2 separate regions of the Homo sapiens genome follow, and region 2 is linked to region 1. A link is a loop called in an ENCODE intact Hi-C map of the cell type or tissue named here. Cell type or tissue: ovary. All regions are shown on one strand. Links, peaks and the distances in the headings refer to the core of each region. The heading gives the core; the rest is flanking DNA.

Region 1 (16,460 bases), core at 4,320-9,319:
GAGAAAGAAGCTTTTAGATTAATCATATTATCTTAAGGTTCCAAATCTCCATGCCTGCGTGACCTTTCTTCCGTTAGAATCCATTATCTTAAACTATCACAATAATCCTGGCTTTAGGGAGGGAGAGAGGGAAAAGGAATCAAACCTAATAGATGGCAAATAAGATTAATCTATGATCTAAGTGCCGATTACACTTGGCCCTGCCCTTGAACACCCAGGTGTAACCTTGAAATTCACATCCGCTAAGACACAGCAATTGGATTGAGTGTCCCTCAAGGCCTTAAGGGCAGCTGGCCAAACTTTACCCATTACTCCCCAGCGAGATCGTGGGCTGTCTCAACCTCCAACTCTTTTTACTTGTGGAATTTGGCAGCTGTGCTTTTTCATGTTTGTTTTGGGATAGTTCACATTTTTTAGATAAAATACTTATTTTGGGTCCTTGATTTTTGTTTGTCAGAAGCACCAGGCCATGGAGGGAATGAACTTTTACCTGGACCTCACAAGAGGAAAACAAATGGTCCAGCTCCTCAGAATCTGATAGCTCCACCAAAATAAATTCAGTCTTTGCTTCTTTCAAAACACTGACATACTGATCCTTAAAGCTACATATGTTTAAGAACAACCAAGGGGAGAAAAAAAATTCCCCCTTGTAACATTTGTCTTCTGAACTTTGAGCTGATTATTTTTCTTCCACATGGCCTGAGGTCTTAGAAAGGACACCCTTTTGGTAAGATGGAACATGACATCGGGAAGTCCCAGCTACTGGTGACACAGACAGGAAAAAGGATTATGTAGAGAAAACAATTTCAGCCAAAGAGAAGTATCACTGGGTCAGATAGAGAGAAGGGAAGTAAAATAAAAATGTATTCTCATTAAAAGTTGGCCCTGTCTGCAGAAATTCAAAGTTGACCAGATAGAATGTTCTCTCATTATGCTTCTGTGTTGTTCAGACCTCTAAATGTATTGTAACCCTGGAAGATGGAATAAAATTAAGTCCAAAATAAGAGTAAGAAAGAAAGTTAGGTCTAAACAAGAAAAAAAATTAGTAGACTTTAAAAATATTAGAGGTAAAACTTGGTGGGTAGAAAATATGACCATGTATCCCAAAAAAGATAGCTAAATAAAAAATGCCAGGGACACAATTTAGGGAACTCACTCATGCCATTCTTATCAGTGTTACACGTATCTTGGGAGTGTCTCTCTGGCATACTCCCAGGCACAAGTTCTATCTAAAAACAGAACGACTCTTGCAGTGTTCACTTTGTGAAGGTTTTCTCAACTGTTCTCTTAACAAAAATTAGCACATATTTGTTTTTAGTTCATACTGAGATTTGTAGGACGAGGACCTCAGACCCACAGTTCCTGAGCAATTATTCTGTAATTTTTCTTGTCACTTTATAATTTAATTCCTAAAGTATTAGAAATAAATTCAATCTTACAGTAATCTCTATTTCCTTTTTTTTCTTTTAAAAGTAAGTCATTAGCTTTTTTTCTTAATAAGTGTAATGAAGGGGGTATAGAAACACCATTTTTCAGAGACCATCCTTTGGAAACTTAATTTCGAAGCTCATTTGTCAAGAAGACATGGCTGGTGACAAGTTCCTGGGTGGCACAAACTGCATGATCTAGAACTTGTCGTTTAACATGTCCGAATCTTGATTTGCACAAATGTAAAAAGGAATATGGAAATAAGTCTATGTCAATCCAGGGCTGAAGATTCAATAATTATATGTATAAAAGTGTCTGACAATAGCTGGCTGATTGGGTTGAATCCTAGCTCTGTTGCTTTTTAACTATGTGACCTTGGGTAAATTGCTCAACCATGTTGTACTTTAATTTCCTTATTTTGAGAGTAGGAATTAACAGTATTTACCTTATAGTGTTTTGTTGGGGTTTAAATGAGTTAAAAGAGCTAAATTGCTTAGAAGATATTTAAGAAGTACTGTATAACTGTTTGCCGTTATTGTTATCCTTGTTGTCACTATTAGAGTCTCAGTGAAAGATACTCTTTCTTTTTTTTTTTTTTTTTTTTTTGGCGGTGAACTCAAGAACACTGGAAAACAACAATACCACTGGTTTCTTAGATTTTTGCAAGGATCACAGCTGAAAAAACATCAAAGAAATGAAGGATTCCGGAAGCTCTGGTAAAAACACAAAGGATTCTTCCAGGCTTCTTTTCTCTTGTGAGTTAGGACAGTGCCATTTTGACGGAGTGTGGGAGCCGTTGTCAGCTGTCCTGGGAGGGTTAACTCACACCTAGGCGGGAGCCTAATGCCATTAAGTCAGGGAGAGTAATGAAATTTCATTTAATTTGTCAGGAAGAAAGTGCTAATGTTAAAAGGCATTTAATAAAAAAAGGGAGCGATTGTTTGAAAGGGAGTCCTTAAGTAATTACTTCAAGCGTCTTATGCCTACTCACCAGAATATTTACATTAGTGTCTTACAGTGCCAGTGTGTAATCAAATTAGTGCAGCATTGACAGTCCCTGTTTTTTTTTTCTTTTAAGGAAGTGTGATTTTATTAATAATCTTCCTTTTAAAAAGAGAGAAAAAATAACTTGATGTAATCAAATCAAACGTTAGCATATTTTTGTTTTTGAAAATTTCTTACTAAGAGAATCGCTGGGTTAATGTTGCAGGTGAGTGCACGTGTTGGTAAGAAGCGCTGACTCCAGGGCAGAGTGGCCGTGCTCCTTCCTCATCCCCACTTACAAAAATGCCACCTTTTATCTACTCAGACCTGACATGGAGATTCAGGTCAGCAGCCAGACCGTCAGCATATTGCAGTGGATACCCCTGCCTAGTCCGGGTTCTCTTTTCAACTTGTCTGCGAGGCAAGGAGGGATACAGATGTGGGAGTGAGGGGAAGTCCGCAGGAACCCGGGTGAGGCAGGCTCATCCCTCATCACTCTGTGCGCACGGAGCAGCTCAGGCTCTCGCCGGCAACAGCAAGAGGAGTTAACTAATGTGCTGGGAGTGGGGGACGGCCCATGGGACCACGACTGAATGCATTTGTACTTTTACAGTCAGGTCACACTGAGGAAAATGATTCTTAAACATTTCTTTGGAAGTAACTGCTGCTGTTTTCCAGATTAATTTATGAACATCGGAATGAATGAGTCTGCGCACTGATATCATGCAAATGTTTTCCTTTTATCAGGTCTGTCTTCTAAGGGATATGGGCAAGAGCATAGGCTGCTGATTGGAGACACAATGAATAAGATATAGAAAAGGAAGTATAGACTTACCTCATACAGGGGATTTGAATATTAAGAGAGGTCAGGTTATCCAAAAAGTGTGTAAACTATAAAGTGTTACTAATTCTAGCTACTATTATAACTATGGCTGGAGAGATCTTACTAAATTTCAAAACTGATTGTATCACTCTCCTTCTTATTATCATTCAGTGGTTTTCCATAGCTTCAGTGAATGCGTGAACTTTGCAGTAAACCATGCATCGCCTCTGCTGATTTCCAGAAGTCACATCCTTCAAGAATCTACTGTTTTTCAAAATATCAGGTCTTCAGAATAGAAGAATTCTCTTATCTCTAGACCTTTGCATGTGTTTTTCCCTCTGTCTAGAGCTGAGTTGCCCAGTGCTTTAGCCACTAGGCTCGTGTGGCTATTTAAATTTAAATTTGAAAAAAAAATTAAAATGAACGAACATAATTTAGTTCCTCTCATGCATTAGGTACGTTTCAAGCCCTCCATAGCTGTATGTGGCTGTGGCCACCATATCGGGAAGTGCAGCTGTAGGCCATTCATTTATAGCAGGGGGTTTCATTAAACACCTCAGGTTTATAGCCACCTTTTCTACCTTCTGACTTCATCTTTAATTTTTCAGCTTAGCTATCACTTCCACAAGGAAGTCTTTTCTACCTCCATCTCATTCCTTCAATGAGAGTTGGGATGTCATTTTTTAATATCCCACCCTATAAAAATTGCCTATATGTTTATCTGAATTTTCTGATCTAAGATGAGGCCGATTTTCTGATCAGCTCATGAGGTCAGGGTCTTGTCTTCTGAATTGATCAGCATTATATTGTGCACTTGGAAAGCAAATAATAGTGAAACCATAATGGAGTGTTTATTAGGTGCTATTGTAAGCACTTTATATGTATGATCTTACTTAATACATAAGTAGGTACTATTTATCTCCTTTAGTACATAACTGGCTGCTATTGTTATCGCAATATTGCAAACAAAGAATCTGAAGCACAGAGAGGTTAAACCACTTACAGACACCCAGAGGGAGAGGGAAGGGTGGGGCTAGGCAGCTGGGGCCAACTTAGGCTCTGAACCTCCATGTCTTTGGCGTTCAAACAACTTTTGTTGAACAAATGTAGGCGTACGTATGAATAGGCAATAAAGCAGACAGTAGTCACTCTTTCCTAACATCACTGTTTTATTAATTGTACTGATTTTCCCACCAGTCTGACTGTAAAAAGTATCGTTTTCTTTTAATAAGTGTTTTACGCTTTCTCCTTCAGTCCTCAACTGTAGGGTGAATAAAGAAGGCGTATTATACTGCCTCTACAAGTAAGAAACCTGATGTGTAGAGAGGGTAAGCAAGATAAAAGGCTAGTGGGCTGATACTATAAAGTCAAAGTAAGACACAGGCTTGGCAACTATTCAAGTGACATGATGCATATGGGCAATGAATCCAAGTCATCAACTTTGATTTTCTTTGGCATTAATGTCTTAGTTTTCTCACTGCTCAAGTCGTATTAATTAGCAATATCATTTCTTTCTTCATAACTGCGTGTGTTGCTAATGTTATTTGTTAGAACGAAATAGCTAGACATTGTTTTCAACAAATTAAGATGTCTATAAATAGGTCCCCAATCAGACATTAAGCCTCATGACTATTGTATCAGTACAGCTATTAATAAATCAATAATGTGGTTTTTGCCTATAGACTATTTTTAGTGTTTCAGATTGAATGTTGATCCCAAAAAAAGAGACTTTTTTAAGGCAAATTCATTTAATACAAAATTTTGGTTTAAGTGAGATTCTCATTACAGCTGAAGCTTAAGACTGTATCTTTCTGCAGGGTCCAAATACATTAGTAAATATGAAAATGGAGGGTTAATTGAATCTCTGTGGGACTATATTCCATTTTCTTGGAAAATCAAAGCATCAGCATGGATGAGTTGGTGTTCTGGATTTTGTATACTCAAAGTAATAGCTACCTAATGCTTTGAGGACTTAACATCGAGCAAGTGATAGTCTATGAACTTTACCTATACTGACCCCTGTATTCTTGGCAAGAAATCTATAAGGTTATTGTCTTTTTTATGCAGATGAGAAAGCTGAGGCATAGTGCTATAATAATTTCCCCAAATCATACTGCCAGGGAGTGACAGACTGTGATTTGAACTTATGTAATCTAATTTCAGAGCCCATTTTCTTAACCACTATTCTCTATTGCCTCCTGATCAACAGGTCCAAACACACATGCAAAATTTATACAGGGTTTTAGAATAGTTTTTCTTAAAAAGTGAGAATTATAAAGAACTTTCTGTGTTTTATTGGAGGGCGCCATCCTAAAGGAAAGTTCCCTTTGGATTGTCAATGCAGTTTTAAAAAGCGAAAAACTGCTAAATAGAAAACTACAAGAAGGGATTCCTGGTATAATTGAGCTCTTCAATATGTTTGAGGAATTTAGTTAGTTAGATAAAGAAGACTATTAAGGAACAACTATTTTATAATCTATCTTTTACTTTTATTTTCTTACTTTTCAATATAATAGCACTTTTGTCCAATGGTAGCAAAAAGCTTTCAGTTGGTTTTTAGATAATTTTTCTAAGTCGGTGACACTTAATAGTGCATATTGGCCAGATGCGGTGGCTCACGCCTATAATCCCAGTACTTTGGGAGGCTGAGGCAGGCAGATCACGAGGTCAGGAGATCGAGACTATCCTGGCTAACACAGTGAAACTCCGTCTGTACTAAAAATGCAAAAAATTAGCTGGGCGTGGTGGCGGGCGCCTGTAGTCCCAGCTACTCGGGAGGCTGAGGCAGGAGAATCGCTTGAACCCAGGAGGCAGAGGTTGCAGTGAGCTGAGATCACACCACTGCACTCCAGCCTGGGCAAAGGAGCGAGACTCTGTCTCAAAAAAAAAAAAAAGAAAAGAAATGCATAAATGTATATTGGTCTTTAAATAACCTTGTCTGGCTACTATCTAATATTGATCCATATAAACCTAAATGTATCTTCTCTTTTCCCAAACCCAAAGGATAGAAAAAGTAAAAATAAGGTAGCTTAAAAATACATTCACATTTCTTTATTGGCAACCGCTTCAGTCAAAACCCAGGTATAATTTTTCTCCTAATCACAAAGTGTCACTAATGACATTTTACAAATATATTGACTGTATTTTCTTGAGAGCTGTTTATAAAGTGGATACAATGGTTCATCCTGGTATTTGGCCACCTTTGTTACTTAGCAGGATTGACTGGAGATTGGATCTGCCCAGGTCTCCTGTAATCTGTCCTTTAGATGAGAGGGAATCGGAAAACCCGGACGCTACCAAAAATGTGAATTCAAGTGAAAAGAAAACATGTCCTAGCTTTTGAAGACCCTGAAGTAGTTGAAAAAAGATGATGGGTGTTTTTGACTCTAAAGCTCATTCTAAGGCAGGGAAGAAAAAAAAAACAGCAGATCTCTTTGCTTTTTCCAAAGAACGCTTTTGAGAAATGTGGCATTCCACAGAAGAACACAAAACAGCTAAAGCTTTTAGATGGAATTAAAATAATTGCTGACATTATTTAGAGCTAAACTACAGGCAAAGAAAACATTGAATGACCCAAAATCATGTATGTGGCATTAAAAATATATATATATTGAAATGGGGAAAACAGATTCAGAAGAAATGATTTGTAAGGATGTGGTTAAAACTATTTATATCCTGGGTTCTATTTGTTTTACAGCTAGTGCTGCACGGACAGCATGAAAGGTTATCTTTGACAAGGTTTTAGCTATTATTTTCTTCCAGTGAAATGGTATTTCTTGAGAAAAAAAGGTCTTTGGAACAAAATAACAATAAATCCTGATTTAGATACATAAACCTGCCATTGATATCACATAATATCAGTGTTCTTTCTCACTCGATACAGGCGTTTTAAAGATAAATGGTAAAACTGAACTGGAAATCCATCTGGCCGGCTGCCTGCTCTAATGAATAACCCCACTTTGGCTCGTGCAATGTAAGCAGAAAGTTCTCTCCCGGCCTCTTTCGTCTGTCATGAATCTACAAGACAGCCGACATAATATCTGGGCGACAACAGTGCGCTAACAGTGCAGTGACTTCCATTTTCTTTGCTTTCTATTGATTTTCACTTAATAACTGGCGAAATACTAAACGTCCGCCCTGAGTACCTAATAAATCCTGCCTGAGCTTTTTATTGAGGAGAATTTAATAAAAACAACCATTGCGGCTGAGGGATTTTTCTTTTGGACAGAACATAGGGGTAGGGGACAGCGAGGTTGGGGCAAGAGGTAGCCATTTGATTTTTTTTTTTTTTTTCTTTTCCAAACAGGACTTCTTCCCTTTGGAATGCAAGTGCGGTGGCAGTGTCAAGGATGCCTGTGTGTTTGCAGCAGGTTCCTTCCAGAAGCAGCTGCAAGTGCCACCTCCAGGCCATCTGGCCAATGTGAGGAAAGGAGGCTGCAAGGGCTTGGCAAAAACAACTTTCTGTTCCTCTGGTATCCCCTGATAACTGATTTCAAGTTATGGCCAAGGACTGCCTTATCGCCGTCAGTGGCTGTCAAAAATTTATAAGTATATTCATTTCCCTATTCAACTTAATTGGTATTTTGGGTATGACACTAGAAAAGCAAGTTAGACTTGCCTGTTGGAGTCCAAGGATACCTCCAACAAAATTCTAGACAATAAAAGAAAGGGTAAGTGTCTGAGGGGAGGGGGCACTTACAAATTATTCCATTTAATGCTAATTCGAGGCTTCCAGATTCATTTTGGGAAAATCAAAGAGCAAGAGCTGTATGCATGGCTTTTTAAAACACAAAGAAAATTGGGAAGCATGGGCTTCCCAATTTTCCTGCGCATAAACTTCTAGAACAATTTCTATTGTTGATACTTTAAAAAAAATCTTTTTCTTTTCTGTGATGTGGTCTTTTAAACTCATACCACAACTTATGGCTCCCTCTACTTCCTATATTTTAATTGATCTTGAGGTTATTTTCAAGTCACTGGGCTTAATGAACAAATATTTTAGAATTTCTTCCTTTATATACACTCATTTCTGTCTCAATAAAATGTCTAATCAGGAATTCACTTGTGTAGAAAATAAAAAATAGAAGTACATACCCTTCAAGTGAAGTTAGTTGTTTCTGTGATTTTATAAAATCCATGGACCTCAAGTTTGAGTATCATTGTTATAAAAAACACAGCCATTCAAGCCATGCATGGCACAATTACTCATTAACTGGGCAGCTTTTCCTTCAGAACACGGGAATATGGGGACAGAGGCCATGTGATAATGTTGCAGGCTCCATGTCATGGACCAGTATGGAAATCCTAGCTTTTCCTCCTCTGAAATTGGGTTACTTTGTCCATGAAATGGGGATATTCTTGCCGAACTAGCATGATTGACATCATCTCACCAAAATCTCAACAAACGTATGGGTACCCAACAAATGCTGTTGATTTATTTCATTGGGGTACTTCAGTAATGAGAAGTAGTTAATCAACCGGGTTAGGGTTTGAAATTGGCCAAATCTCAGAAATCACCCTGATGCGACTTAACTCTTCTCTGCCTCAGTTCCCTTATCTCTAAAATGGAACTAATATCAATGTTTTTGAAACTATGAAAAGAATTAATGCACATTAAGTCCTTAAGAGATTTCCTGATGTAAACTGTGGACCTGGGGTGACAATGGTGTGTCAGTGTAGGCTTATCAATTATAACAAGGGGGAGGGGGCTGGGTGGAGCAGGGGTGGTGGGGCAGCTGTGGGGGGGCAGGAGCTGTATGAGAAATCTCTGTCCCTTCTACTCAATTTTGTTGTGAACCTAAAACTGTTCTAAAAGAAATTAAGTCTATTTTGAAAAGTTTCCCTGCACATACAAATACTCCAAAAATATTGGCTCTTATGATTTACAAATAGTGCTCGAAAATAACTGAAAGCAGTCTGTGAATCTTTACAAAGAAGAACTTGACTGTTACGTCATTCTGATGATGGAGCTTTCATGTAATTTAGATAGCAATGCCTTTTTGTTAACCTCAATTTTTCTTTTTGAGTATTATATCCTTTCTGTCCCCAATTCTTGCTGAAGGGGGAAATGGAAGTAAAAACCTTTAATGTTTTCCATTTTTTCGATCATTTGGTTTCTTCTCTTTTTCAGAGCAGTTTCTTGTGAAACCTTATCTGTTCTTCCCTGGACAAAACGTGTTGTTTTCATTGTGTTAGATAGCCTAACACTGGAGAAAATTCAGCAGATCACAGTGCACATCCCCAAGTTGCAATGTGGGGACGGACAGTTCAGACGTGGAACTCCCAGGTATTTGCCGGACTGGTCCGTGTAAGACCTCTCACCGGTTCGCATAAAGGTGTATTGCTATTCAGATAATGTCTTCCCCTGCTCAACAAAAGGTTGTTGTACCGAGCTGTGATTGTGACAAATGATTTACTATTAGGAACATTCTGTAATTATTGTTCGGTGGGACCGCAGACCGATACATCATTAACATGATAGACGGCCTTTGATACCAGCAAAAATAACTAAATTAATAAAAATGGCTTCATTCCAATCCCTGTCAGAAAGCCAATACTCAGAACAATCAAGCAGCAGTGATACCTGAGAAGGCCATAGTTTATATCCCCCAACAAATCAGGTTTCATACAGAAGCAATAAAATATTTGTATATATAATCTCTGTAATATGGATCTGTATAATATAAGAGATTTTATGGAGATCAGCTCTAAACAAAAATATAGGATATGTAAATATTTTCTTCCAAATGATTTAGATGTAAATTTATGCTTTTATGCAATTGGATTGCAGTTTTAGAATATTAGAATTTGCCTTTGACATCTTTTCTTTCAAGATGTCTTAAGCACTGAGAAACATTTTAATGTAGATTCTACAGGCTAAAGTTTCGTTTTTCCTTTCTCTTATTTTCTTCTCTTTTTCCTTTCTCCCTTCCTTCCATCCTTTCTTTCCTTCTTTCTTCTTTCTTTCAATCCTTTCCTCCTTTCTTTCTTTTCATCAACAAATCCCTAATTTATGCTTTAAATCCTTAGCCTCACATTTCTGACATTTCTACACAGAATGAGAGGAAAGAAAGATCTATTTCTGAGTACTCTGTTGAAATAGACTTATAGAAACAAAATGCAGACTACGGGCATCGATACAAAACCTTTGAGGTCCACCTAAGTAGAAATCACAATTACATTTCTAGGTTTTTTTTGCACTTTAGTACTGAAAACAAATTTCAATTAAAAAATGGACAATTATAATAAGGGGGACCTGCATAGAAATCTAAGACTAGGAGCTCTCAAGAAATCAGAGAAAGTATAACAGAAAGCAACTGTTTTCTATTATTTTCTTCCTTACTTATTTTCTCTCTTTCAGTGTATTTTTGTCTGCAATCTCATATCCAAAACTCTTGGGATGAGATGTGTCCTGTAATTCAGAACCGTTATGATTTTGGAAGACATCTTGGCCACAAAGCCAAATACTATCTGCCATCATCAGGGAACCTAGGGTGGCATCCATTAATATGTATGCAACAACACATATGAATACACACCAACTGGGATAAATAAAGACTGCATCGTCCACATAGGTGTGGGTCACATTTTGCTACAAATGAAATCAACTTAGGTCAAAAATAAATGTTGTGTAGAGACTTTTAGATTAAGGAATTGCAACTGAACTGTTCAAACCAACTCTAAGAATCCTGTTAATTTAAATATAATCTAAATTCATCTTGTGTGATTCCATTCACTTTGAATACTTTTTTAAAGACTTTATTCTTTTAGAGCAGTTTTAGTCTTACAGTAGAATTGAGAGGAAGGAACAAAGATTCCCCATATACCCCCTTTTTTTTTTTTTGAGACAGGGTCTCACTCTGTCACCCAGTCTGGAGTGCACTGGCATGATCTCAGCTTACTCTAACCTCCACATCCCAGGTTCAAGTGATTCTCCTGCCTCAGCCGCCTGAGTAGCTGGGATTACAGGTGTGAACCACCACACCCAGCTAATTTTTGTATTTTTAGTAGAGACAGGGTTTCACCATGTTGGCCAGGCTGGTCTCAAACTCCTGACTTCAGGTGATCTATCCTTCTCGGCCTCCCAAAGTGCTGGGATGACAGGCATGAGCCACCATGCCGGGCCTCATATACCCTCACATTCTCACATGCAGTGACTTCCTTCCATCTTCCACCAGACAGGTGCCTTTGTTACAACTGACGAACCTACAGTGACACATCATCACCACCCAAAGTCCACAGTTTACGTTAGTGTTCATTCTTGGCGTACTTTCTGTGGATATTCCATTTCATTATACATTTGTCCTTTTGCACATTGTGACGGGGTTGTTCCACTCTTTTTTCTTTTTTTTTTTTTAATAAGAGACAGGGGTCTTGCCATGTTGCTCAAGCTAGTCTGGAACCCCTGGGTTCAAGCCATCCTCCTGCCTCAGCCTCCCAAAGTGTGGGGATTACAGGTGTGAGCCACCATGCCTGGCTTTTTCCACTCTTTGTAGGAGCTTGAAAATAATAGAAATCACCACTTAATGGATACTCAATAAATACAAGTTATTGGTTGAGTAACTGGTATTGTAACATAGCAGCCTTTTAGAAATGTGCTCCTGTGACTTCATACTTCTACAGAAGTTGCAAGGATCTAAACGCTTCAAACTCTGATAAACTTTATTCACTGACAAATTTATTCTCAGAAATGTTCATACCTTTGTGGAAAAGGTATAAAAATAGTCTGTAATTGTCTACATAGTAGATATTTTATTAAGTAAAGACATTGTTTTCAAAGCCAGATTTCTATCTAAGATGATTTTGAAAAATATCGCTGCTCAGTTCTTCCAATGCCATTGGCATAAGTGAAATCACTGTCAGCGGCTGGCTATAAAGGGAAGAGTTGTACAGAATTGTAGCTCAGAGATGCTGAGATGATATCAAATGTCATTTTGATTCTGAAACTAAAGAAGGGAAGAGTATTGTGCAAGGTGAGGGGAGGCATGCAGGTAAGGGATCCAGTGCAACCTTTCCTGGGTAGTCAGCGAGAGAATCATGCAATTGTTGTTATGGCTAAAGCTTGATTGAGACCTATTTTAAAACTCGTCTTTTCTGCTTTGGCCTTCTCTTAAAGGAAGACAAATGCCCTTGAAAAGGAGTCTTAAAAGTATGATTCACGGACTTGGGAAGAATTACAGGATGCAGACAGCCTAGAGTGGTGCCTCCTGCCCCCAAAGGAGTTCACATTTCCTTCCTCTTAATCTGAGTGAACCATTAAAAAGTTAGTCAGTTCCCTGGAGGCTCTTTCTGAGGAATCTCCTAAAAGGAAATACCCTGCACTGGAAAGGTAATTTACCTAGACAGGATTTAAAAAACTAAGTTCCAGTTCAGAGATAACCAGCGACTTTATATGGGCTGGTGTATTCCTCCTTTTAAGGATTCTCCCCTGAAGTTAGTTAACAAATCAAAAAGGTAGGCAGAACAACATCAAGAAAGAACACACTACCCTTGCACATTTTATTTATTTATTTTTATATGCAATTAAGTCCTCAAACGGATAGTTTCACTGCTGTTGTAATATCAAACTGTAAATATGCAATACATTGATTTTTTTTTTCCTGAAAATAGGCTCGTATTCAAACCAGAAACATTTTGTGTTCTATTCTGAGAATGTTTTTAATTATTTTAGCTAGTGGGAAAACTCTTTTCTTTGGGATAGGGATGTGGGAGGGGAACAAAAATCTGTGTTCTGGACCTTAGGGAGTGCTGTGGTAATTCAGTTTCTGAGGTCTTCAGGAAGCCGGGCTTAGGAGTTGATTCCCTTTTATGGCTAAATAACTCTTATGAATTTGTCTTTTCAAAGTCCACTGGAAACTGGAAAGAGGAGCATGATTACAGAAAGCTGCAGCTGTGAATATTTGCAGAGCAGCTTAGTTTCCCATCTCTATCAATTCTCTCTCCCCTGCCCCCACCTCCAGCAACTAATATCTTAGCATCTTATGGAGTAATATGATAGAACTGTCAAGAATGAATGAGGACTTTGGGCCGTATTAATTCCCATCAACAAACTAATGTCTAATGTTTTGTAGGCTACAGATAAGAAGTTGACCACTGCATTACATTTGTCAATAATTTTTGCATTTTCTAGGGTTAGGTTCATGGAAGGAATTTTTTCCTGATGGTGGTGAGAACGCTGTCAAGATTTTGTTGCTCAAATAAGATCAGAACATGCATTTGTTGTTTGCACACTTTTTCCTGGAAGAAAATGGAGGGGAACTATAAACAAGCAGAAAGGTGGAAAAATGCAAATGCTGGAGTTGGAGGTGGCTTATATAGGGAAGTCTCTGTATATTGAAACAAATCAGGGAGACTGGGCCAGGCCAGGCAAGAGAGGACAGCACATTCTCATCTTTTACTTCTTCTGAAATTGGAAGTACAAGATTCTGAAATTCTGGTAGATTAAACGAGAACGACAAGCATCTTTTTGCCTCAAGAAATTTAATGTTTTGTAGCCATAGGGCAGGATTCCGATACCATACTGTATTATCACAAGCTAAAGTCAAAAAAGAAAGAAGTTTTGAGAATGCCTGGATTTGTATGTTTTCAATACATAATACAACTCTTTCTGTGTGAAATGAAAGGCAGATCGTGGGAAAATGTATGATTCTATTTATAGTCAAATTTAAATTATCTGATTATAAGGCAAAATTAGGACAGACTTTAAACCTGCCCTTTTAGTGTCTAATTTGCCACAAAAAATAGTAAAACTACTCACATTTGATAAGCAATCTGTCTTGTTATTTCTTATCCTATGAACTATGAAAAAGAACTAAGAAAAATTCCCCTCTTTTTTTTTTCTTTTCATAAAACTCAATCCAGGGCCTGCATATTATATTCACATTTTTTCTTGTGTGCTTCCTTTTGTATGTTTTGGCCACACTGGCGGAATTTTCTATGATAAGAGGACCACCAATCCAGTATGCATGGTGTGGGGTTGGCCCGTTGAGTGGGCCCCACTGGGCCTCCGGGGAAGAGGGCCAGGAATTCACAGGGCTTGATTACCACCGGGGCTTTTTCTGCTTTTAAGTTAACTATGTTCTTCCTGGTAAATCAACGCCTCGACTTCGGAGATTGAACATCAGCTCTGTGATTGAGCAGAAACTCTGAAAAGAAGACTTGCCAGCAATGCCTACCTGACCTTTCTCCAAACTTGTTATAAGGAAAATAAGAAGGTGTCCAGGAGAAAGGGAGTCGTTGGATGTGGAACTACTAGGGGGACTTAAATGTTTTTAAACCAGCTTCCACGGTGACATATGTAAACAGAAGTCAAAGTATCTTCATGCATACAAGATAAACATTTATCATTTAGCTTTTCATTTTGTGTCCATAACACTTGCATGTGCCTGCCATGAGTATTTTCTTTCTAAAAAGCATAAAATTAAATTTACCAGGATGCGTCCAATTGTGATTTCTCTATTTACTTCCTATGATCTAACACAATCTGGTAAATATTTATGGGACACATGTGCCATTAAAGTGGCTGGGTTATATGTTGGTGACATGAAGATAGAGTCGTTAATACTTGAGATTGGTCAAATGGCTCTGTTAGTATTCAAATTTTCTGTTCTTAACATGGTTGTTAGCATTTTCTTTTTGATAGGTTTGGTTTTATTATTGTGACCAATTTTTTATCTCTCCTTGTATCTATGGCCTATGATGTGTGATTTTCACATGTGACTTAAGGAGATAAGTATATGAGCTTATCCCCTGACTTAGGGTTACCCATATGACTTGCTGTGGCCAAAAGAATAAGGTAGAAATGAGAGCATGCCCTAAGAGGCATTGCATGGTATTGCTTTCTTTCTTATGCTTATGCTTAGCCATGAGAACATACCTGGGCAGCACTGTTTGTCCCAAGGGGAAGATGAAGAACATAGAGAACAGAATCAGCTGAGCCATCCCAGCCAAGCTTAGCTATGATCAACTATGTCCTAACTGATCTCCGGATGCATGAGTGATCATAAACCCTAGCTGTCTAAAGCCACTACCTTTTGGAATGGTTTGTTATATAGCAGTCACAATAAGATTTATTCTTTCATTCATTTATTAATTTTCAAACATCAGTTGGACACTTCCTAAGCCCCAAGTTCCGTGGCAGAGGCCTGAGATACAAAGTGCAAATTTCCAGGGAAAACAGAAAAATGGAGCAGTCAATAAAATAGATGCGCAAAGTGCTGAGATAAAAGTGTGCCTTGGGTGCTATGGTGAATCCTTAATAGGATGGTATAAGAGGCATTCTGGAAGAGGGATAATGCCACGTGAAATTTTAAAGAGTGAATAGGGATTAGGAAGGCACTAACATTGGATTTTGAAGAGAAAAAGAGTAGAAGGGCATTCTTCGCAGAGAAAGCACAATCACATTTGCAAATATCCTCGTGCTGAGAAGCAGCCTGGTGCTTTGAGGCCGCAGCAAGGCGCCTGACACAAGCAGGAACCATGCTTTGCATTTTTTTTTAACTCAACATGGTACTTAACATAGCCAAGTCAAGTATGGTCAAGGGATGGCTTGGCAGTACTATTGGGCACTGTCTTAAGTAGAAACTAGAGACAATGTCTAAGAAAAGTCACCTTAGGGATACCCAGCATCCTATGTGAATTCAGACCTAACTGCTTGAGAATGTCAAACTAAGGCAGGAAGTCTTTTGATTATTTGTGGTGTTTTTCTCTTCACTTCCTGCTTTGATCCTATAGCACAGGAACTAAAGTATTCTAAGGGAAACTACTTCCTTGGTATTTTTGGCGTGCCTCTTACCAGGAAATTGGTGGGAGTGTCAGGGGTACCCTTTTCAAGAGATTTCCATTTAAACTATGGGTGGGGGTGGGGGTGCATCCACTTCCTAACCATTTAAGGCTTTAGTCATTTGTGGTTTGCACATTTTCACCATCATAAAACTTCGTTGAGAAACAGTTAGGAAGTCCTTAAAGGTCCTATCATCACTTTATCTTAGCTGCCAAGTTATAACTCTGCCATCTATATGAAACTATGCTTTAAATAGAGAGATCTGAAACATAAGCATGTTCCAGTTGGAAAGAGGCTCTGAGGTAGATCACCTGGCAGTTTTCCCCTCATTTACCAAGTTGGAAGGAAATGCTCTGAGGAAAAAAATATATATATTGGTTCAAGGTCCCATTAATTAAGGACAAAAATGGAACCATACCCCTGGTTCCCAAGCTGGGGGTGCTT
Region 2 (16,460 bases), core at 5,920-10,919, 180 kb after region 1:
GCCATAAATACTGTTCACTCATTTTGTAGCCTGGAATAAAAGGTCTTTACAGGAAGTTATTATCAACGGTCTGTAAAGAAAGGGGTCAGAGCTTTGCTTCCTCCCTTAGTCGTGGGAGTCACCCCAGCCAAGTTGGGACAGGTGAAGAGGCTGCAGAGAGAAAGCCCTACCCGGCCTGGGGGGGCACCTTGGGTTCTCCCCATCCCCGCCCCAAATGACACCACCAAGATGACTCCATCATCATTACAGCCTGCGGAAACTGTACCTGTGGGAGATCCAAGAAAGGGGACAAAGCGGAGAGGAGGTCAGATGCAGAATGCAGAGATATGCCACACGACATCCTTCAAATCCAGAGCTGCAAACCTCAAAGCTCCTCTCCCTGGGAAGAGTGACTGCTTTCCCTCCCCCAGGAACTGTCCAGCCCCACCCGCTGGGCTCCCACCCCAGCCTCAGGACTCTCATTCTGTAAACTTGGTTGCTGAAGAAAAGTTAACTTGGCACTCATCTTAAGTATTGACTATCTGTCTTGAGGGTGAGGGCTGTAAATTCTCTCTCCTAAGATCCAAGTCGATTTGTTATCAAATCAGGCATTGAGAAGCTGATTCATTGCTATTCAGCGCTATGCTGATTTATATGCAGAATGTAAAACAGATGCCTTATGTGATACATATTTATGGTGAGTGCTGTTCTAGGAAGATTTATTACGGATTCCTTTGTCGGGGTTTGCATGAGCAGAGCCATGATGACTTGTATTTCCTCTCAGCTGCCAATGCCAAACTCATTAAAAAGAGGTGTGACTATTAATATACATTGTAATACTGACAGGCTCTAATTTATAACACCCTGGCTGGTTGGAGCATTCTCCTGACTTGAGAGGTGGTTTCTGCATTTCTTTCTCTGTTGCTAAATGGTACAAATAGAGATGTATATTCTCTCTTGCCCCCTCTCTCCTATTTCTCTCTCCCCTTGCTCTTGCTCTCCCTTTCTCTCATCCCTTTGTCTTTTCCAGTCGTCTAAGTGAACTCACAATCTGCTGAAAAAGCCAAGTACTGCACTACGGAGATCTTTTTTTTTTTTTTTCCTTCCAGGTCAAATATGCCAGGGGTTTATAACAGTGTAGAGCTGCGCTTTAATGCCCGTAAACACATGTTAACGGTGTTATTCTCCATGCTGGCACGCTGTCTCTCTAGGCTGAATTAGCAAAGAAGAAGTTTGGAGCAGGCCATGTCAAGCGTCTTGGCAGTGGCCGTGTCTGACATGAGGCTCCAGAGTTGAAGAACATATGTTGCCCGGTACAAGGAAATCTGAAATCCACTGCCCAGAGGGCAGCATTGGGGAGAGACGCATGACTAAGAACAGGAATCCACAGCAGATGGGGGCAGTTAATCAGGTGAAGGATGAAGGGAAATGGATTGTTACCTGGAAGAGCTGGCAAAGGAGCCTGGGGCTGATTAGAAACCCCTCTCTTGGGAAGAGGTTTGACCAGGGCTCTTGGAAGGCATCAGAGGAATGACGTAAGACAAACAGTGTGCAGGAAAATCACTGTTTATTCCATCCTAAATTTGAAAAAAACTAGTTCCTAGACAGAAAAATATCAGTGCACATAGCAAGAGTTTTTATTTGAGTGTTGGGAGCCCCCAAAAAGCACCTTTGAGAGAGGATGTGGAAAGTCACCGTCTATAAATGTGTTTTTAGTGAATTCACGAAGGATGTTTTGGCTAAAATTGATTTCTGTGAAATCTTAAAAAGCTGAACAGACAGAAACAAACAAGCGAGCCTCCATCTTTCCACGTGAGGCAAGCCAGCAGGGATGGACCATGAGGCACTTCTCTGGGTACAGAATTTAAGGAAGCACCAAAAATCTTAGTAATCAAGAGAAAGAATATTAGAATGAAATATACTGAAAAATCAAAATGAGTGCAAACAATCCATGACAAAAAAAATATCAAAGTTCAGGCCGGGCATAGTTGCTCACGCCTGCAATCCCAGCACTGTGGGAGGCCAAAGTGGGAAGATCATCTGAGGTCAGGAGTTTGAGACCAGCCTGGCCATCATGGTGAAACCCTGTCTCTACTAAAAATGCAAAAATTACCTGAACATGGTGGCACGTGCCTGTAATCCCAGCTACTCTGGAGGCGGAGGCACGAGAATCACTTGAACCCAGGAGGCGGAGGTTGCAGTGAGCTCAGATGGCGCCACTGCACTCCAGCCTGGGCAACACAGCAAGACTCTATCTCAAAAAAAAAAAAAAAATTGTTCATAGGCTTCACTCACCTCACTCTAATCCCAGGCAAGGCGAGGAAAACATCCTCTTTTACATCTGTGTGCCCTTCCCTGTGTTGAGCACAGTATCTGTTAGTCAACAGCAAACCATTCAATAGTGGATGAAGATGATGGTCATGGCAATGATTTGACCACCGATGAATGATTTCAATATGAAGCTACCCTTACATCTTTTAAAATCAGTATAGCTAAATGTCACCAAATCATTTTGAAATTGGAGCTAATTTTTTATTAGAAAATTAATGGGGGTTAAAAAAGCATTTTTTTTAGGTCAAAAGAGTTTTTCTAGGCAACCCTGACACCAGAAATTTCTCCATTTCATCCAATGTTTAACCATGTATTTCTAGAAAATACCCCTATGGAAATTTATGGAGGTTTTATGTTGAGTAACTTAAAGTGAAATACATATGTAATCCATATGTATGTAATATATGTATATTTAAAGAAGCATCAAAGTCCTCTTACTGCAAATTATAGGCAGAGTTATAGGGAGTGCCATATCACGGCAGCAGGAAGCAATGTGTGCCTGGGTAAGGAGCCTTACCGTTCCAATGTTGTAGCATTTTGAGTTCTTTCAAGATAATGAAATTCTGCAGCAAGGAGAAAGAAACACTGCGATTTTGCCACACACCACAAAATGTTCTATGTTTCCCATTATAAAAAAAATACTGGCATCCAAGATCTCCTAGATATGAATAATGTTTGCCTGTGTGAACAAGGATGAATTTTTTTTTCCTCTAATTAAACTCCCATGAGACTCAAGCTGCTTTGGAGTTGATCTTACTCAGAGAATGCTTTTCTCCTGTCCTCCCGCTCCTCACTCTCCTCTTCCTCCTCCCCTTCCAGTCTGTAGAGAGCTTCCCAGAACCCCACTCAAAATCTCAGTAATGTCAGCAGCCTCTCTCAAGCCACATGGCGAGGGTACAGAGCTAGACAGCAAGACAGCAAGATAAGAAGTGAGCGCCTCTCTGTCCCTCTGTGGACCTGTGGTTCCCTGGAGCAGTTTTTAAAGAAAGGCATAGACTGACATGGTTACAACCCAGTTGACATGTCTCACAATAAGAAAAGCTACCTAGTGTATGAATTGTTGTTTTGGACTATTCTTCTTGAGTAAAGCATTTGCCTTTTATACTGAAATAGATCAAACAATAGCAAGAATTCTGCTTTAAAAATACTATTGATTATTTGTTATCACTACAGCCATAGCATTCTTTTTGAACTAACTCTGACTGTGTCATTTGAATGCCAGCCAACACACCATTACAAGCCAGGTACTCACCCTGCAAAACCAGTCTGAAAAGAGAAGGCTGGCCAAAGGCTACTCAGATGTAGCCTGGTGGCAATGAGGGCTCTGGAAAATGTGTAGCTGTGACTAGAAATCAAATATGAGTGAGGAGAAAGCCTCTCTCTTTGTCCGAGGGAGTGATCACATGTTGACAGCTGGAATTTACATGGCTCCTTATTCAATAAACTAGCGCCTTCCCTGCATTCCAACATCAGCAACACAATAGTGGCACAGAAGCAAACTGACACATTACACATGGTCCAGCTGTCCCGCCTGTCCACTCTCCACGGATGCCTCCTCCTCCTCCTTCTCCTCCTCGGTCTGTCCCGTCTTCCTCCAACATGGGGTTTCACTTCTGCAAGATCTAAACACACACTCATTGGATGATGCCTATATCATGGGTGCTTGATTTTGTGTGCCTTCCAACACTTGCCTGCATGCAAGATATGAGTTCTACATTAAAGATGAATAACAAACAAGCAAGAACTCAGGATACGATAAAAACTCAAACAAATGTCTTCCACTTCATTGTCAGCTGAAAAAAAAGCTGTGCGTGATCAACGTTTCCCACATCAAAATCTTTCGGACATCACAAACCCTTACTTTGGGTGTGCGTGGTTTTCTTTATGAACTTGAACACAAAGGGAATGTGACCTGTGGAGTAGTAAGTGGTATAACTAGTGCAAATTGTTTTTATTACCTCCTGTACAAAAAATGGTCATCTGAAAAGAAATGTGAAGTTCCACAGTATCTGACAGTATACCATGCTTTCTCTGAATATATGTGTGTGTGTGTGTGTGTGTGTGTGTGTGTGTGTATAATATTATAATTTTGGCAACACCATGCACTTTTTGGTTAATAGCTTCTATTAAGAAGTCCCAAAATTTTCCCAGAAGGAATGTTGTATTAGGGACAATGTCTGTTTATAGTGGTGATGTATATTGTTTGGCAAAGCACAGCAGAGTACACAAAACATACATCAAATGACCCTGTGCCTCGTAAACCTGTCCATTCAGTCTAGAAATTTTCCTGCTTAAAATATACACTTTACAGATTATGACAAAACTCATCAGTAATTCCCACACTGCTCTATATCCTTAACATATGGAAAAGGAGGGAAAAAGGCATTACGTGTTATGAAGCAGCCATTAAACTTTAATCTCTACCACTAGGGGGCAGAATGCAGACTTTTCTAAACTGACTGCTAGGCAATCAACCATCACATCATTGTAACATTGAAGACACTTCAAAAAGACTCAGATGTTTAACTCTTGTGCTAGTGATCATACATTCATATTGGGCTGCAGGCCAAAAGAGAGAAGAAAAAAAATCCAGAGACTTGCGGCTGAAAAGCTATAAAGTGGTGAATTTTACCTTAGAGCAAAACCATCTTCAGTGACAAATTTCAAAGGCCATATGTATGTGATTTTCATGAAAAGCAGACGACCCTAAATTTCTTTGTTTAACTGGAAGCGATCTTCCTTACAGAACCAGCGGATTCTTTTTTCGTAATTCCCCTTGTTTATTGTGCTGTTAGAAAATTCACTTTCCTTTTTAGCGCTACAATCAGGATTCTAGAAATGCTATTTAATGCCAACGGGTATTTCATTAACACCGCCACCTCCAGCATCTTCAAGGATATCACCTCAGGCACAACGTTACTGATGGAGAATGTTTAGAGTATTCTGATAAAATAGGGTTCTTTCTTTTTCCTTTTTAAATTAAATCCTCCAACGCAACCTTTATTCTATGGTAACAGCCCGATGTTCCCTATCAAATTTTCCCAAGACAGGACATTACAGTTTTTCCCCTGTAATTAAAGCCACAAATGTCTAAAAATGATGAGTCAATAGGATTACAGACATTACTTCTCACAAAAAATTGAGTTTTGACTCACATGTCCTATTGAGGGGATTTGCGACTTAATAGCCACATATTTCAATTTACTTTTTAGGCCCTGTAACCACATAGTTGTAATATAGTTTAGACTATTGTAAAAGCTGAGAAACACACCCAAACCTAATCAGTGGCAGGTTTCCTAGGTTAATAAACTTAAGGAATAGTTTTGGGGTTATGGGCAGGGTTCACTTGTCAGCTAGACATTCTGAGAGTTTGCAAATTCAAATTCCAATACATTTGGTTTTTTTCAAAAAGGAGACGACTTTTGCTTAGTTCCTATTTTCATGAAATTGTGATCCCAGGAAAGCTGGAAAACCCAGTGAAGTGCTGGGTTTGACATTGTCCCTGCCCCCACCTGTGCTTTCTTTTAAAGCAAGGTGTTTCCTAAACAGAGATAGTGCCGAAAGGAGACACATATCGCTTTTTGCATCAGGAGTGTTACTTGATATGTATCAATATTTCCTGTCAGCGCCAACAAAGCAAAATCTTGGGCCTTACGGTATCCTTAGATGGCTAAATATTATTTGCTTAAGTCAGCGCGTTCCAGACCCTTTATGTGGCCTGACAGTTGATTGGGAGAAGTCCCACGAACTTTCTTAAAGTGTGCAGTCATCCGTTTGGCGGCCGGCTCCGGGGGTTCCACATGAAATCCTCTTTAGATAAATTCATACTTGCACAGGGTGATTAGCCTTACAGCTTGGTTGGCTCACTTATCTTTAAAAGCTAGACTTCCATGATCAATGTGGGCCTGAGATTGTCTTCCAGTAACTACCTCTGCTGCGATCTCCAAAGCTCAAAGCTGGTGAAGGAAGATGCAACCTAAAAAAAAAAAAAAAAAAAAGAAAGGAAGAAAAAGAAAAGGAATTCTTTTTTTCTGCTCAAAGATGACAGGCTGAAGTTGACAACCTAATCCTTCAGGCTTGTCTTACTTACTGAAAGGCTCAAGTAATGTCAAAGGAACCATCTGATAACAGTCTACATGCCAAACCTAACAGCTTTATTGCAACAAGAAACTTTCACATTAAATTTCCATGTGTTTTCTCTCCACACTCCTTCTTAACTTTACAGCACACTCCCCACCTTTTTTTTTTCCCAAAGAAAGATAAGTCTTCCCTGCTGCAAAAAAAAAAAAAAAAAAAAACCAACAACAACAACAAAAAACAAATAGAAACTGCTGTATAGGCCAGCTGGGATATAGTCAAATTAGTGGATTATTATTACCTTGGGGACATTAGAAATCAAGTTTGTTATTGGCAGTTCCTGTTTCTGTAAGAGCTGTTAATAGCTAAAATTTAAAGGGTGTTTGTCGATCAACAGAATGTTATTTTCTTAAGTGGGTAACTGCCATTTTTCTTTTTCACGTTGCTCCTGCTGCTGCTACCTGGCACCAAGTTTACCTAAAAGTTCAGCCTCCCTTATAACTAGAAATAAAGCCAGTTTTCACAGAAACATAAAGCACACCTTTTTCTGGACTTACAGTTGTGACCTAAGAGAGCAGGTGTATGAGTTAGGAGTCTCAAACTAAAAAACCTTTTAGAAAATGGTATCAACTTGTTAAGCACACTTGAAAAGATAATAAATACAGACATTGTAATATAAGTAAGGGTGGCTCATTCTTTTCGTGTTCTCCGGGTGTTATATAAAGAATGTTTTCAGTAAAATACAGATCCTTCTGTGCTTACACTTTGTGACATTCTTGCTGGGACAGTTTTACATTTTGAAGCTAAACAATTCATTTAAGAATTTTAGCTCAAGTCCATGGTTTTTTTGTTTTGTTTTGTTTTTGTTTCAGTTGACGATGGTCGTACTTCTCCATGTTCTGAGACCAGTTTAAACAAAAACAAAAACCAGACAACAACCTTGCAAGGGAAAGAATTCAGAGTAAATAAACAGTCTTTTTCTGGGAAGTAAAATATTTCCCTAAGGTAAGTTACTTTTCCAAGGGAATTACAGCATATCCCAATGTGGACTAACAGGCGTTTTCTTCTGGTCTGATTAACATTTAGGAAAAAATAGATTCCTGAAAATAGCCTATTGTGTAATTATGTGTCTGATTGGAACAGCAAAATGTCTTTGTTAAACATCTTTTTAAAAACCAATTTTACCATTTCCTTCCAAACATTTGTTAATTTAATTGTGTTAACCCTTGCATCCACATTATTGGTCATGTGGCTGGATTGATTAAGAACAGACAGGGATATAGATTTCCACCTACAGAAACTCTTTTCAAGGGGTTAATCAGCTGGTAACTTGAGTTACAAATATATTGGGGAAAATGGTACTTTTGGTAAGATTTCTCACAGTGTATTCTTCAGCTATTTTTGAAAATTATACCCACAAGTTACATCACATCTGTAATAAACTCTGCACTTCAAGCTGCAGAACCTTCCAAGATATTCTGTGGAGTTTGTTGTATTTTCCCCATTTCTATATTTAAAACAAATTTCCTACCCATCCACCCCCTCCTTGAATTCAGGGAAACACAAATAACTCATAAGCTTTGCACTGAAATGAGTTTGTTTTGCTTTCATGCCTAGTATTGCTTTTGAAATTGTTCAGCAGTAAAGAAAAGAAAAAGCTGCTGGTATTAGCTTTAAACAACCGCCACAAACATATTGTCTTCCTATTTATTCTAGGTTTTCTTTCAGCCAAAATCAGACTTGCAGAGTTATTCTAGAGCAGTTGGATGACATACAAAATCACAACCACCAAAATATACACTATATCTTTATAATGGGTTTTATGTACTCACAGATACACACACACACTATGTATATATTAAACAAAAATATGAAATTGACTCATTACAAAAGTAACCATCCGGGTATGTGAAAACTAAGAATTGTGACTTTGATATTAAGATATGTCCATTTTGCAGATGGAGAAATTGAGATGAGAGCTCATCCACAAGATTACCCATCAATGAGCACCAATAGCAACCAAATCCACTAGAAGACTGGGAGCTTTTAAGTCAAGAAACTTACATCAGTATCATCATTCCAAGAAGCGGTATCCAAGCTGTTTTATCGAAAGTGCGCATGGGAGGTAAGAGTTGGGAAAGATATCTGCAAACTAAATCTGGGGGATGCCTCTTCTTGAGGAGCTGGGGAAGAATAACCATGCTCAAGAATGTTCCTCTTTTAACAGAAACCCCTTTCTGAGGCACAGACCCTGCAGGCTCTGAAGAAATAGGATAGATTATTTCAGCTCTCTCAGCTTGGGAAGTGTGTTTGGAAGAGCATCTTCCTAGCTGCAATAATAAACAGCTCCAGCTGCAAGAGCTTTGCTAAACAAGCCTGGGCAAAACCGTTGGATTCCTTTCCTTTGACCATCTTAGATTTCCCCTGCAAGAGGCAAGGCAGGGAGCCTGCCCTGGAAATGTCCTCCTAGCCCTGCCCTGTGCAGCTCTGCGCTTCCCCAGGAACACACTCCCTCCCCCAGTCCGCCGCCCCACTTTTGTTTTATTTACGAATATGTTGCCAGAATTCCAATGAGTTATCTATTCTGTGGCCCCTTCATTTTCCCACCGAGGCCTTGTCGCCGGCTGACTCAGGGTCCAGTCGCAACAGTGAGAAGAAAAGAAGAGAGCAAAAGAATTCTTTTCAACTTTTTTTTTTTTTATGTTTCACTCATTTCTCTCTCTGTCTCCCCCAGGCCTCCTCCCCTCTCCTGCTCCCTCGTTCCCCCCACTCCCCAGCCTCCTAGGCTCTCCTTTACCCCCTTTATGTTACACGATCGCTCAAATTGAAGCTCAGGAGGGTCCTATAGGGAATGCATAGGAACCCTGGGAGAAAAAAGCCCCCAACAAGCTATACACCAGATGTATAACGTTATATGGTCAAACTGGCAAACACAAAAGCTGAAAAACAAAAGGCGTGAATTAGGGAGACGCATTCAAAGGCGTGTTTTCAAAACAGCCCGGCCAAGAGCCTGGATCCCCCTCCTGAGACTAAATGCTTGAAAGAAAAGGTGCTAAAGAAAGAAAGGAAAAGAAAAAAAGCCCATTTTTTCTAATTAGCTGAGGCCTAACAGGCGCTGAATTTCGCAACTAGTTTTCATCAAGGGGGTTGTGGCTCGTGAAACTGAAAAAAGATGCTTTTGAAACCTGTGATGTAGGCCCTTTCTCGGACCAGAGCTGGTCTCTCTCCTTGAGCTTTTTTCTCCCCCTCGCTTTTTGGGTTCTGCCTTGCTTCATATCTTGATCCCTTTTTTGCACCCTCCCCTCAAAGTACAAATATTATTTGGGCTTAAAAAGAGAGCAGGAGGGAAAGCCACAATGGCCCTCCCCGCCCCTCTTTCTGTCTGGTAGGCAGGGGGTTTTCCTTGCCAGCAACAGTCCTGAGTCGCTATGAATCTCATTCCAAAGCTCCGCAGAGCACCAAAGGGGAGGGAAAAGGTGTCACTGCAGGCTGAGAGTGTGTGTGTGTGTGTGTGTGTGTGTGTGTGTGTGTGTGTGTTTTCTGTAAACGCTGGGCTTAAAATTAAAAACCCTCCACTACTGTGATTTTAGATATTTGGAGGATGGTCTCTCGCTGAGCGTTTTTGCAAATGCAACTAGGCAATGTTTTCTAGGCAGCAAGGTAGATTCCCAGAGCAAAAGGTTTTGCTCCTCCTGCGCTTTCAGAAAGGACACACACAAGCAACCTGAATTTTTTTTTAATTCTGATTTGAAGTGTATAAAAGGATGTTGCAACCAGAGAGTTACTAGTCTTCTGCTGCATGAACAAATTATGAACTTGCATTCTTCAATCACATTTCTAATAGGAAAACAAAGCAGAACTCGTGGGTGAGAGTTGGTGGGCCGCCTGCGTTTGGAAGGGAGGCAACTTTAATTGCCGTGCTGTCTGGCTCGGATCCCTGTGGTCCTGCGTGGTGTGTTTTAGTAACAAACACTTGTTCTAATGAATTGGCCTTATTAGGGGGCTCCTCATATTCTTTTATAAAGAGCAGAGCTATTCTGAACTTCTGAATGCAACAGTCTCTTGATATTCTCACACTGAAGGCTGTAGTGTGGGATTGCATTCCCTCTCCTGTATTTTCATAAGGCTCGTATTTTTTAATGGCAGAAGAGTGAGCAGTGGTAGAAAGGTAAGAAAACTACAGAGCTTGCAGGTACCTGCCATCCATGGACCCAGGGCCATCAAAGAGGCTTGCAAAATCATTATGCTAAAGATGTATTTGCCTTCACAGCTGAACAATCCGGATTTTAGGTCAGTCACCTCCTGGCACATTTAAAAAAAAAAAAAAAACTCATGGCAATGGATAAAACAGATTCATTAGCTTTGATTAACCTTCTTTAACTAGAGTTAAAAACCTGCCGTAGGCAGCTCAGCTACCAATGCAGCCTTGAAGATACTTTATCATGTTTAAGACCCAATTACTGTTGCACTGAGTAAGAATAAAACATCACAATAAAATGTGGTACAAACCGCAACTCTAACGCACACAGCAAATAATCATTAATTTACAACAGCAACTTTCCCATTTCTATGGTTTTTCTGATGGCTGCACTTAGTTCAAGTTGAATACCTTGGAATTCGATGCTGATATGAGAAACTAGTTCCCCAGCTGTATTGACTGATGGCTTTTTTTTTTTTTCTGTCTTATAGCTTTAGTTTGGAGACTCAGAAGACTCTTTTAAAAATTTCCAAGTAAAATAAAAAAGAGAAACTAAAGTCAAAACAGGGTCTGTGGAACTAGGTTTATATAAGAGACAGGGAGGGAGAGAGAGAGAGAGAAAGGATTAAAATGGTTGAAACTTTAGAATTTTATAACAATTTCTTATTAATAATTGGAAATATTTCTAGTTAGAAGTTGTAAATATTAAAGAAACACAGCCCAGTAAAGTCAGCATTGAGTTAGTTCAAAGAGTTATCCGTATGATATGCAAACTTCTTGAAAGAGCTACAGTGAGGTCTATTTTGTGCATCTTGTAAGAAAAGAGAGCTTGAGAAGAACTCCAGCACACAATGAGTTAATTTTGGACAGGATTTGACTGAACAGGGAATAATGAACAGTGAGATACTGCAGCTTTCAGGCAAAACAGAGTAACAACAATTAAAAAGAGAGAGAGGGGATAAAGGGAGAAAACAATCTCCAGTCAGTTAACTAACAAGAGCAGCCCAGTGTTTGAAACAGATAAAACAGAGGCCACCAGGAACGCTGCTGCTGCTGCCGCTGCCACTTGCTTTATGCCTGGGTGTGGAAAGCATTACAACATTTGTGAGCCAACTGTTTGTGGGTTTCTTCTCATCTGCTTTAAAATATTTGGTTTTGCCGTATTTCCATAATAACCACAACCACACTCTCCTCTCCAAAAACCCCCCACAACAACAGATGTGTGTTCTAAAAGGAAATAGAGACACTGATATAATCAGACACTAGTTAGAGTGCTTTCATACTAAATTCTCCAGCAAATTCACAACAACAAAAAACTCTCAACCACTGATGAAATTAATCTAAGATCCTTGATTATTTGAAGTTCTAAAAGTTTCCATTTTGCATTTTGTTTTTGAATGTATAGTGCTTTATTTATCAAACTGCAGCGTAATTTTCCCTTCAGTTTGAGGCTGCGATTGTGAAACAAATAAATTGAAACTTAAGGGCCTGTTCTCTCCAAATTTAGTTCCATTATCACTTTAAGAATGCATGCTACTCAATGATACAAAAGGGATGTATGTAGCTGGTTATTTAGTTGCTAACTCAGCAATATGTCAGTTAACACAGCACTCCCTTGTAAAACTCCTTTTACAAGGTTGTTTTCTCATTGGAAGTCTCCATTTGTGTATTTGTGTACCTATGTGCGTGTGTGTGTGTGAATATCGGATATTACATGACAGCAAGATATCTTTTAAATATTTAAGATTTACAATTTTAAAGAGAGAAAACAAGAATAAAGTTTTGCAGAAGCTTAAAAAAAATTTAAAATCAGTTCACACTTTGAGCTAGAATGGGGATAGTAGTGATATTTCAAATATATTAATTATATGCCTCTCTCATAGCTATGATATTCTTGTATGTATTGATATGCACTCACTTAAAGTATATTATGTGCTCTACATAATATTAGATATTCTAGAGCATTAAAGAGCATCAAATGCATTTGGTTGCTCTCTACAGTAAGTAATTTTGGCCTTACAGAAAGTCATTTGGCCACAGTGAAGTAGCCTTTAACTGTGTTTTACTTGGAAAAGTTTATTTAATCGTTATCCTCTGCACATACTCTTAGAACATGTCCATATAACAAAATTGTAGTTGAGGGAGGAAAGTAGAATTGTGAATTTAAAAAAAAAATACTTATGGTAATGATCCTTTTGGCTTCCTGCCTCTATATAGAAGCTGGAACCACTTAACCCCAACCTACAGGTCCAGCCCTGACATGACTGGAACTCATCTTGACCTTGGGTAAGGGGAATTCAGGGAGCTGTAGACCAGGAGTTCATCAGCCAAGCGTGAAGTCCCCTTGGCCCCTGGACAAACTCTTCTCTCATTTCTCGAGGCTGGGCTCAAGGTTGATTTCACAGGACAAGGCTTTAACTCCTAGTCCAGTTTAATGTGTTTCATCCTGCCCATGTGCCCAAGTACAACTCATTGCCTTGTTTTCCTGTATAGTACCCCTATTCTGGGCACCCTACAACAGGTTCTCTTAGAGTCCTGCCAGCTCTCCCATTTCTGGGGCTCAAGACTGGAGATTCATGTGATCTACTGTGTTTACCAGATGCCCTCCATCTTGGATCTCTACCCATGTCTGTTGCTAGACAGCCGTGGAGCCCTATTTCACATTGTTGCTTAGTTATCCACCAGTCAGCTACTCTTGGACTTCCTTAGAAGCCCAAACTTTTTACAGATCAGCCCCTGGTGATTGGTCAAAACTCCAGGTTCCGGCCAGTTCTGCTCTAGCTGGTCTCTCTCATAACCTTTTGAACTGGGCAGAGATGCTAGCACAACGGGTAAAGAAAGATGAAAAAAAAAAGCAACAAAACTATAATCAAGATTGTTGGAATCTTCAATAGGCTTCCTTCCACATATCCCTTGCCTTCATTACCTTATATTAACATTCTCAAGTTCTTCAGTATTCATTATCTTATATTAACATTCTTAAGTTCTTGAGTATTTTTGGAACTATCCAGTCTCTAGTGGTTATGCCAGTCATTGTGTCTACCAGAGCTATGGGAATTTTGTCTCCAGCTTTCCAGTCTACTCCCAGTGACAGCCCGGCAGAAAAAGATTTATAATCTCAAACCCAACAAGGAACATCAATGAATGTTTTATAAATTCAGTAGTCATTTGCAACAGTCAGTGACAGAGGCAAGCTGGCTAATTTCAAAAGGGAGTATCCCCCTAGTCTGATATGTGGGCATTTGGAGGAGTGGGGAAGGCCTTGTCCTGAGGCTCCTCTGTGTACTGTAAAGAAATAGAGCCCACAGCATGTGCTCTAGAATCAGACCACGCCAGCTTCCTCCTAATAAGCTGCCTCTGCATTCCTAATGTGGAAACGAACATGAAGCTTCACAGCAAGTTATTATCTTAGAGAAGGCCCACCTGGATGATATCAGTTTTCACTGCCAGACCCTCTTAATAATTGGCCTTTGACACATATCCAGGTGTCGTCTTAGATCATAAACACCTAAGTAGCTGTAGGAACAGTGATTTGAATAGCAGCCCTTTGCAAATTTCCATCTTAAAACTTTTAAGTAAATCGTTCTTAAGCCTGACTGCAATTGGAATCACTTGGAAAGCTTAAAAATAAAATGCCCAAGTTTCACCCACCAACCTGTTGAGTTCAATTAGTCTGATGTGAGGGTACACATGACATCTCGATTAGGAGAGGTTCAGGGATTGCTAATATTCCACCAGAATAGAAGACACTTCTTTACATCTTCAGACAGCGAAATACCAGCACAACCATTACTCTGCTGAGCAATGGGAAACCCAAAAGGAGTATATACTTTCATCTTCACCCAAGGTCAGTTTCTTATGCCTGTAAGATCAGCGCTTTCTCCTCTGGTCAGCTGACAGAACAGCCTCACCTACTCTAAGTCACAACCTTCTCTGAGGACCTAAGCTGTATAATTAAGGCACAAGTACAAGTCTTTGGGCTTTCAAGGCAAAGTTCCCTTAAGTCCCAACTCACCCTTGCTAACTACCTCTCTGATTTATGGAAACCAGGCTCTTCCTTTGCTGGTCACCAGAAGCCTGACTTATTCAGAACCACTGAAACCCATCCTGTCCCCTCTCTTTTTACTGTCTGCTTCTATTCTTTGATAAGCTGCTGAAACATACTGCTGTGAAAACTGCTAGTAATTGGGCACAGTTAGATTAAGGAAACCCTTCAGGTAGCCTCAAGGTCAAAAAACTGCTTCTTATGCCAAGATCCTCCCAATGACAACATCCTTTAGAGGAGAGACCAGTTTTTCCTTCTTCCCTGCTACCAGTTTCAACTCCAGTCTGTTGGAAGCTTGACTTCCAGGTCCTGGAAAGCCAGAAGCCAGAAAAAGATTTATTACACATTAGTTCAGAGAAATAGAAGTGAAATCTTCTAAGAACTAGAAAAATTTTCACCGATTATTTCCTCATCCTTCCTCTGCCCATATTTTTCTTTGATGATGTAACAAATGCCCTGCACAGTAGTTCAAGCAGCCTTATATCACTGGCTTGTAACCTGTTTATAGAATAACTGGAGAATTCTTATAAATTCCTGGGCCCTGACAATATCTAATACTTGCATGGCACATTATGGTTTAGATAACACTTCACATGCATTATCTCATTTAATCTTCATGGGGAAAGTGGCTGACTCATACATATATAAAGAAAGAGAGCCGAACTTAACTACAGAATATAGTTGACAGCACAAAATAAAGTGACACTAAGTGAGGTACCACGCAGGAACTGCATAGGTTTCTGTTGTAATCCTCTCCTGAATGTGTCCATTGCTTATATAATGCCATTCAGTACAAGATAGTTACCATATTATTTCCCTCCTTATCTCTTGGTACAAATAGTGCACAAAGTAGGAAGATTAGCTGAGTGATGCTTAAAATCTCTTCTAGTTATATCTCTTCTTTGTTAGCCTTCTTTACACATTATCTAAGCATAACTTTGGAAGTTCTTGAATTATTTTTTCCCTAGGAAACTGCATGTCTTCCAGTATATCATTGGTTGAAAAAGGCACAAACAAAAAACTTAATTTGATATTAAACTTAAGTACAGTGCAGCATTATAGATCCCTCCCTTCTGTTTCTAGCTCTCATGTGGTTTTCTCAGCAGCTGTATGAGCACTGATTTAGTCTGGGATGTAAACAGTGCACCTTTAAGGTAACCTGTGCGCTTCCGTTATTTTGTTTTCTGGAAGCCTATGAGAAGGTTAACGTAGTTCATTAAGGTTTGCATAACTTCTTATGTTTGATGACTCATTCACAAAAATGAAAAGCAGGACTTAGGATTTGTTAACCAGAATTATGTAAACCGTATATCTAGCATATCTGGGTTAAAATCCCAACTCTTTAACATTTTACTAGCTCTACATTCTTGTGGAAGTCTTTGAGTTATAGTTCCCTCTTTTGTAGAACCGAAAGAATACTACCCATCCCATAAAGCTTTGTGAAGCCATAGTACCTGGTACATAACTCTCAATAATTGGTAGTTGTTTTTATAACAGTGCTGGTAGTAGTTATTATTCTAACTACAAATTATAAGTTTTACTTAATAATACAAAATAAAAGCCACTACCATAAATAACTCCTGTGCCTTCTACTTCCTACCCCAAAATAATTGAACCAAACTCTGCTCTATTCTCTGGACAACCCATGGATCAAATAATGAAGCACAACATTTAAAAGCTTAAAATATGGCTGGGTGCAGTGGCGCACGCCTGTAATCCCAGCACTGTGGGAGGCCGAGGCGAGCAGATCACCTGAGGTCAGGAGTTCGAGACAGCCTGGGCAACATGGTGAAACCCCATCTCTACTAAAAATACAAAAATTCGTTGAGC

What was found. Hi-C counts contacts between places; a loop is a spot of excess contacts. Peaks named below come from ENCODE experiments on the same cell type or tissue, not always from the same donor. Only the 100,000 strongest peaks of a DNase experiment are listed, where the experiment ranks them.
Region 2: it touches region 1 in a loop (6-fold over the local background); 2 of 110 quality-filtered maps call a loop at or near these places.

Annotation. Positions count from the first base shown.
Region 1 is chr15:95,455,468-95,471,927 of GRCh38, reverse strand. The region is part of intron 3 of LINC00924 (long intergenic non-protein coding RNA 924); the gene reads right to left. It overlaps LOC105370993 (a long non-coding RNA gene), which reads left to right. Exons shown (of 3, transcript NR_188326.1): 2 at 7,119-7,208; 3 at 7,542-8,341. Among named protein-coding and RNA genes, the nearest start is that of LINC00924, 31 kb to the right of the region's middle. In ovary, for the core only: no CTCF peak of the experiment used is centred there; a DNase peak (open chromatin) is centred at 7,197; H3K4me3 peaks cover 819 bases; H3K27ac peaks cover 3,468 bases.
Region 2 is chr15:95,280,354-95,296,813 of GRCh38, reverse strand. LETR1 (lymphatic endothelial transcriptional regulator lncRNA 1) reads left to right here. Exons shown (of 4, transcript NR_034095.1): 2 at 7,260-7,392; 3 at 8,346-8,512. Among named protein-coding and RNA genes, the nearest start is that of LETR1, 39 kb to the left of the region's middle. In ovary, for the core only: no CTCF peak of the experiment used is centred there; DNase peaks (open chromatin) are centred at 6,081, 8,949 and 10,313; H3K27ac peaks cover 4,851 bases.